Regions from separate parts of the Homo sapiens genome. Here region 1 is linked to region 2. Evidence: chromatin contacts called from ENCODE Hi-C data. All regions are on one chromosome and are shown on one strand. The core of a region is the stretch at or near the end of the contact, and the rest is flanking DNA. Distances in the headings are between cores, read along the strand shown.

What was found. Hi-C counts contacts between places; a loop is a spot of excess contacts on that map. Pooled maps may share reads with other maps.
Region 1: a pooled map shows a loop between it and region 2 (6-fold over the local background). The contact joins two enhancer-like sites. A Hi-C loop is called at or near these places in 3 of 168 maps with a recorded cell type or tissue (IMR-90 and PC-3) and 5 of 50 pooled maps.

The regions. Positions count from the first base shown.
Region 1 is chr2:207,746,570-207,750,583 of GRCh38, reverse strand. It overlaps CCNYL1 (cyclin Y like 1), which reads right to left. Exons shown (of 10, transcript NM_001330218.2): 8 at 3,371-3,537. Among named protein-coding and RNA genes, the nearest start is that of MIR4775, 6.2 kb to the left of the region's middle. Within about 2 kb of position 2,188, at least 3 of the 41 ENCODE cell types and tissues checked have a DNase peak (open chromatin) inside an H3K27ac peak, as active enhancers do.
Region 2 is chr2:206,981,829-206,985,803 of GRCh38, reverse strand. No RefSeq gene overlaps it. Among named protein-coding and RNA genes, the nearest start is that of CPO, 44 kb to the right of the region's middle. RefSeq lists a silencer at 3,817-3,966. Within about 2 kb of position 2,446, at least 3 of the 41 ENCODE cell types and tissues checked have a DNase peak (open chromatin) inside an H3K27ac peak, as active enhancers do.

The DNA of each region.
Region 1 (4,014 bases), core at 939-3,438, 770 kb before region 2:
CTTGCAGACATTTTCACCAGGCTGATAACAGGAAGGGGCTTATTGAAGTAGAGAAGCACCAACAAAAGGAGTAGGCATATCACCACGGCAACAAATGGATCCATCAAGAGCCACTGCTATTATCTCTGAGGGGGAAAAACTCTTGAGGCAACAAGGATTCATCTCAAATAAATAAATAAGCAAGCTACATTACAGGGGAAGGGAATCCCCTCCCCCTGTCCCGGCGCATGAGGCTATGTCAAAGGGCATAATGCAAGTTTCTGCTCACTTTAATATTATGAAGGTGAGAAATTGTCACTATGACAGGGTGAGGATACTCTTTAAACTTTGGAAGGCAGAAAGATCAAAGGTGGATGTCTTGGCTAGACTAAACCCATTTTATGATATGACTTATGGTAGGTCACTGGACTTAAAAACTCAGTGTTTCTTCTGAGTTGGGAATGAAACCCTGAGGTGCTCAGTATCTACCGTCCTGGTCAGAACAGAATGTAGGAGTGAGCTGAATGCAATGGGAGAGGAAAGGGCTGGGAGTAGTAGTCGGCTACATGACCACACAGCTGCCCTTGCCAAATGCTTAAGCAAATAAACATAAAACTAGAGAAAATCTTAACCACTTTCACAGTAATCCCTATAAGGAGTTAACTGTATAAAAATGATAAATACCTAAACAACATATTTGGTTTCTTGGTTTCAAAGTTTTAATATTTTATCCACTGGGTAAGTCAACAAATGCTTGATGATCTCCTGTATGGAGAGCAGTTAATATGAGCAGAGATGTGGTTTTCTCATTTGCTGAGCTTAAAAACCCAACTGAACCTACTTCCAAAATTAATTTCCTGTTCATATGTCCATAAGCCTATAGAAATGTAAATCAGATAATGTTTTGATAATCAGCTAACCAGGACTTAATTTACTACAGCAATAAATGCACTTCACAATCCCTTTTATATTTTTTCCACTAATACATTTTAACTGTGTAGAAATATAGTACTTCATAGGATTAACACACATATTAATAGAGGTTTAATCACTGAAGAAAAGCATTATGCTTACAGAATATGCATCTTCTAGGTTTTTTGTTTTTTTTTAAATGGCTAGGTGGCTGAATAGCATACCCTTTACAGGCACAGCAAACCGTCTGAATAGCAGCTGCTCAGTTTAACTTATTCTTTTAAAGGGAAATATATTCTAACAGGACATGTAGCTGTTGAAAATTTTTAAGAAAAACCTGATAGACACCAATTTAAAATTGTTTCAATTTAGACTCAAAATGAGACCACTACAAATAGTCAACAGCAGGGGGATGAGACAAATGTATATTAAACAGTTTGTTGAAATGCTTTCCAAAGATCATAAACAAAAGCAGCCTGTTTGTAGCATAGCTCCTGGTGCTTCCCTGGGCATACACAAACAGCACTATTTAGAACTGGTCTTCTTGGAGCTGGCCCCTGCCACCACTGCTCCTGAAGCTTACATCTGTAGAAACCTGCACATTTCCCTGCAGGTTCTCTGATACTGTATCTTGAACTAGAGCACCAGTCAGTTCAGTTGCAGGTTTTGAGAACATTTTAGCTGCCATCATGGTAGGGCTAAGTGTTCATAATAATAAATTTTGCTTCCTTCAAGAAACCAGTTTGCAGACGGATGACAGCAGTGATCAAAGTCACTTTAGTTTCTGCAATTTCCAAAAGTACTTCCATTTGTTTCAAATTCATTTGCTGTCACACCCTTTGCTAAAACGGCTACCAGCAATATCACTAGGGCTGTTCGGTAAACAGTAAAGTGGTCAACTTCACCAGAAGCCACTTCAACAGCTACCACAATTACTGGTTCCTTTTTAGTCACAAGTATCCTCACTTCAGTTGTGAATATATGGTATGGTAATTCTGAATGACAGTCATATGGAGTAATGGGCAAAGGCAATAAAAACAAACTCTTGCCACTGCCTGTCATGACCTTGATCTTCCTCTGCTGCTCAACATCATCAAGAGGTGCTCCTTCATATTTTTCTAAATGCCACCCACAAAGCCATTCTCACTGTCTGGTGGGCACCCTGAGAGCCTTTGCTGGAAATGCCTCCCTGGCTCAGCCTGCCTACCAAGCTCCAAGGCCCTTCCCTTCACGGCCGACACGAGGCCAGCCTGGAAGGAACCCTGATGAAGCTGCTGTTTCAGGGTCATATTGGTGCCATCTGTGAGGAACTCCATGACTCAGCAAGGATCCTTGCACTCTCATAGGTAACTCAAGGCCCCCAAAGTGGTGCTGTGGTTGTCCGAGTGCCCAGGGAGCCTCTCGAGTGTGGTGAGCGTTGGATGATGCCCCAGCAGTGCTTCTCAGACCGCCTGAGGGGAACGCTGGAGCTTCCTAACTCAGGAGACCAATTTCTAAATACAAAAAACACTCCTAATGGGGAGGGGTCAGGGGCACAGGGATCTTCATATCTCAAGGCTTCTGTAAAAACAGACCTTCAGATAAAATGTGGAAAGACTAGCAAAAGCAAATATACAATGTGTGACTCAGGTTGAAGCTACGTAACTTCTCAATAGTCCAGAGGCCCTAAGACCTAATAGTGGCCAAACAATTATTTCAAAGGCCAGACATATGCCCTTTAAGGGCTGTTTATACCCTACTGGTCACATGAAAAGATATAAATGAATGAATGAATGAATGAATGAAAAAGAGAAAGGAGCTTGAACTGGCAGATAACTTTTTAAAAGCCATAAAGAGGCCAGGCGTAGTGGTTCATGCCTGTAATCCCAGCTCTTTGGGAGACGGAGGCGGGCGAATCACAAGGTCAGGAGTTCAAGACCAGCCTGACCAACACAGTGAAACCTCGTCTCTACTAAAAATACAAAAATTAGCCAGGCATGGTGGCGCATGCCTGTAATCCCACTGTAATCCCAGCTACTCAGGAAGCTGAGGCAGGAGAATCGCTTGAACCTGGGAGGTGGAGCTTGCAGTGAGCCGAGACTGCATCACTGCACTCCAGCCTAGGCAACCGAGCAAGACTCCGTCTCAAAACAAAAAATAAAATAAAATAAAGATATTTACTGTGCTATGTTGTTCTGGTAGTATACTTGTAAGATTTTTGCCAAAAACCACCCAAAAAATATTTTTCAATTTATCAAGCAGATTATTACACATCAAAACCTACCAAGTAATGATGGAAAATATGAAGTTAGTTTTTTTTTTTTTGAGACAGTCTTGCTCTATTGTGAACTGTTATACTAAAGATAGACAGATATAGTCTTATGCCTATTTCCATTATCTGCATAATGTAACCTTTAAAAATATTCCTTAAATTGTTAACTTTATAGGAATAAGATACTGGAAAATGGTTAGAAAGTTCACCAAAACCTTACAAACTCACATGTCCTCAACTGTAATGTCCTTGAGGATCTGGCAGTAGTCCACATTCCATACAGCCTGATCGTCCCAAACCTTGGAGGCAAGAAGAATGGCTCCCAGAACAATCCTTTTCCAGTTGGTGGGACAAATGTCGATTTCAGCATAAGTTAAAAGCCTTTCTAAGTAAACCTGTAAAATAGAGCACTGGTCTTTGATTTTAGTTCAGTTTAAATGCTTTGATAAGCTTTTTTTTTTTTTTTGAGACGGAGTTTCACTCTTGTTGCCCAGGCTGTAGTGCAATGGTGCGATCTCGGCTCACAGAACCTCCGCCTCCCAGGTTCAAGTGATTCTCCTGCCTCGGCCTCCCGACTAGGTGGGATTACAGGCATGCGCCACCATGCCCAGCTAATTTTTGTATTTTCAGTAGAGACGGGGTTTCTCCATTTTGGTCAGGTTGGTCTCGAACTCCTGATCTCAGGTGATCCACCAGATCCTCCCAAAATGTTGGGATTACAGGCGTAAGCCACCGCGCCCGGCCCCGAAATGCTTTGATAAGAATTCATGACTGACAAATTTCTTTTGTTTTTGACCAGAAAATAAGTGCCTTTTATTCTTATGTTCTACAGAGACTTTGCTTACTCAGCCAAAGCAAGACACTAAATCACA
Region 2 (3,975 bases), core at 1,197-3,696:
CACCTAACTTCAAAGAAGTTGAAGAAGTACAATCATATCACGAGACCAGAGGTAGAAAGTCATACAGATTTGAGACTACACAAGTGATTTCCACAATCACATTTTGATAACAGTCAATATTGAGTTGATATTTAAATTATAACTATGATCATTAAGAATTTTTGAAGGAAATAGTGATGGAAAGATAGTGTGGAATGCATGCCCTGAAAATGTGGGGAATAATAAATTAGATCTCATGATACCAAATCTTCAGAAGACGAGTCACATTAATGGTTTCCATTCTGTGTCGTGGAATGTCCCAGACACTTTTATAATGGGTAAGGGGTTGGGCTCCAGGCTCCTTTCCTTTTCTGTCCTCAGCTTTGTTCATCTGCTTTATTTGGTGTGTGGGGTGCATGTTTGTGTGTGTGTGTGTGTGTTTTTGATGAATTTTTGTTTCTCAGCACCCATTCCTCTCTTCTAACAGCTCCCAAATTTCCATGTGAAGAATTACACCCTTCATATTGTATAAAGCCTCAAGATGTCCTGACTATAAGCCACACAGGCTATTGGTTTCTACGAGAAGCTCTCACCACCTAGGTACAGCCAAACATGTGACCCCAGCTTAATCAGACTCTCTCCCCTTAGAGTTTGACCCTCACACCAGCAACTACAATGGCAAAAGAAAAGGTAAAAGTTCGTTGCCACTTTGGTTGTGCAGTATTAAATTATTTTTCAAAATATGGCTTTATGTTTGATCCCCAATCTAAGGAATCAAGCATTTGCCTGATGGTCAAATATCTGAATCCAGATAGTTCCTATTGACTATTTGGCAGGAATGTTATATCATTAGCCGTATTTAAACTCATAAATATCAGCCATGAAGATTGAGGAGATGGTGCCAGGATGATACAAATTATTCGTGGAAAATGGTGTCACTGTTGTGCAGAAAGGGCACAACCCTAAAAAGCACCTTATTCAAAGTCAGTAAGTGTGTGAGACAATGTTCTTTCTCTTCATCACAGAGAGAATTACCTGTATATTCAAAGCCTCATGCTTACATCCTCCCTTCAATCAGGTGCAAGCATTAGTATCTTTCAAGTGAATTTCCTTATGCTTTAGTTAGCTCATTAATTTATCTTGCCTACAACGAAATAACCCTAAGTGTATAAAGATTTATCAAGGTACGTTTTTATTTTCTTGCTTGTTTTTTTGCAAAGAGTTCCATGCTAAAATATTAAAGTTTGGACCAAATGATTTTAGATATTGCTCCTAGTCTTATGCTTTTAAGCTTAAAAAACAACAGAAGAAAATGCGTTTTGCAGATCTGGCAGCTGACTCAATGCAAATGTTACCACCAACAGGAACCACAAAGAAACCTAGGTCAGTAATATGATCATGTAAAAGATGTCTCAATATCTTTCCCACCATCTTCCTGCACTGGCCTGTGAAATTTAACTCTTTCTTAATATTTCTTAAATGACATTTTTCTTAAATGTTTCTAAACATTTAAAAGCTGCAGCCTTGCTGCATGTTCTGGAGCTGTGTGATACGGGTTTTCCTTGTAAACCTCACTGTATGCTTCTCTCCGTGATGACGAATAGGAACATTATCTCCTGCACTTACTGACTTTGAATGAGGTGCTTTTTAGGGCTGCGCCCTTTCTGCACAACAATGACACCATTTTCCATGAATAATTTGTATCATCCTGGTACCACCTTTACAATCTTCATGGCTGTTATTTCTGAGTTTAAATATGGCTAATGATATAACATTCCTGCCAGACTGTAGGAAATACCTGGATTTAGATATTTTGGCATCAGGCAAACACTTGATTCCTTAGATTGGGACTCAAACAAAAAGCTGAAAAGCTATCTTTGGAAAACAATTGAATGCAGGAATCATAAACATCATAATGAGCTGAGGGTAGACCATGCATTCCTCTCACTAGAGTGGGTAGTTGGTATCTCATTAGGACTGTTGCATGTCTTAAGAGTTCTAGCTGTGTGCTCTGTTTGGGATTCCTGTTATTGTACGGGTTGCAAAGAGTTAACATGCATTTTCTCTGTGATCTATCCAATGTGTACTTATTTTGTTTATAGGACCTTGCCACCTCACCATAATGTTTATAGGTTTTCTTGATGATTTCATTGCCTCTAGGGAATGTACTGCATCTCACCTCTTGCACATTACTCTTCTGTGGGAATCTGAACATTCTGTGTCTTGCGCTGCCCAGAGGAGTCTACATTCCACTCCTGCCTTCTGCTGAGTCCCCATGCTGAAAGCCCACCTGCTTCAGTAATTCTCCAGTCTTCCCCTTCCTGCCCCCCTCACTTGATTATTGATGAGCTTTCTTGAGCTGCCACCACCCCATTAAATAACCCAGTTCTGCACTTGGTGAATGGTTTCCCACTCTCTGCAAAATAGGCACTTCTCCCTACTTGTCCAGAAAGCAGTCTGGTCGCTGCTAGGAAGGCCTGGCCTCTTGGCAGAGGGCCATAGGAAGAACATCACCCCAGCACTGAAAACCAGTTTTTTGGTGTGTAAATGTTTTGCTTGTTTGTCTGCTTTGTTTTTTAGCTTTAAAAACATCACTCGGCCATGGGAAAGGCAGGTATATTTTGATTGCTACCAGCAAGGCATGGAAACACTACTTCTGTGCGTTCTCAACATGGATCACTCTTAGAATTAGGTAAGAGAGCTGAATAAAGAGAGTTTTGCAGAAGAAGGGATTTGCGGAGAATATAGAACAAAGTTCCAGTGCAAGAGGGTTGAGGAAATCAGAAAGCAACTAGTTTTCTAAATTAAAGGGAAACCACATACAGACTCTGGATGAATTCAAAGGCATTTAAAGGCTGGGCTTTTTTTCTTTAAGTATCATTTTCATTTGCACAGATTTCCCAAGCAATCCACCTGGCTGACTTTACTCTTCTCTCATCCATATGGAGGTCTCTGGCTAAGTCCAAGGAGCTATAAACAAAAAAATACAAATAAGAACTGTGTAAACAGGAAGTCAGGCTCCCAAGCGAGAAATGTGTCTAGTAAACGATGTGACAACACTAAGGAGTCATTGTAGCACTCCTTGCTCTGATCTTATCCAGCTCTTTCATTTCTGTAAATGTGCCTGCGTAAACCAGCACCCCAGCCAACAGCCTATTGCAGGGGAAAGACACCTGCCTAGCCTCCCTCTTATTCCTCCATCACTTAGTCTGTCCCGAGATGTCATTGTCAGGCATTGGAAATTACAGAGTCAATCTGCCCTGCCTGTGATGGACTCCGTGTGAATACATCTCTTATGTGTGTTTCACACGCACGATCTGGTCAACACCCAGTGTTCTTTTTTCTCCTCCCTCCTCCCATCACCATCATCCACACGTGGCCATTCACCTCACAGTCTGGTATCTGGGGCCAACCTTACCTCTCAGGGGAGAGACTGATTTGATTTGCTCTTCACCCTGAACAAGGAGACCTTTCATTTAAAAAGGGAAGATGCTTTATTTCCCTGTGAATTAGAATAATGAAATATTTCTTGTAAACCTGGGAATTAAAATGGAGACAATATGAGTCCTTCAGTTTCTTTTATTGGTCTTCAGAGGTGAACGTGGGAGCAGTTGTAAATATGCATCAGGGTATCTCCTGGTCTGATGGTATTGAAACTCCATTCACAGCAATGCTAAGTGTCGCTGCCGGATTTGTCTCCAAGAGCTCCCTCCCATTTCTTCCCACCCTCTACCTCGCTTCCAGCTCCCTACCCTGGTTACAGTGACTTTGAAACTAGTAAGAAGCATTTTGAGGTGACACTCGAGTAGCTGTGTGGTCTGGAATGCATTATAATGTTATGTCTCAATTACAATATTCTTTGGTTGATACACAAGGCAGGCACAGCCAAGATCCAGCCTTAGGGCGCACTGCCACCTCCTGGAAAACCCTCTGTGTGCGGCGCCTGCTATCATCCTTCCTCCAATGCCACCAACCAGAAAACAAGCACTTGTTCAT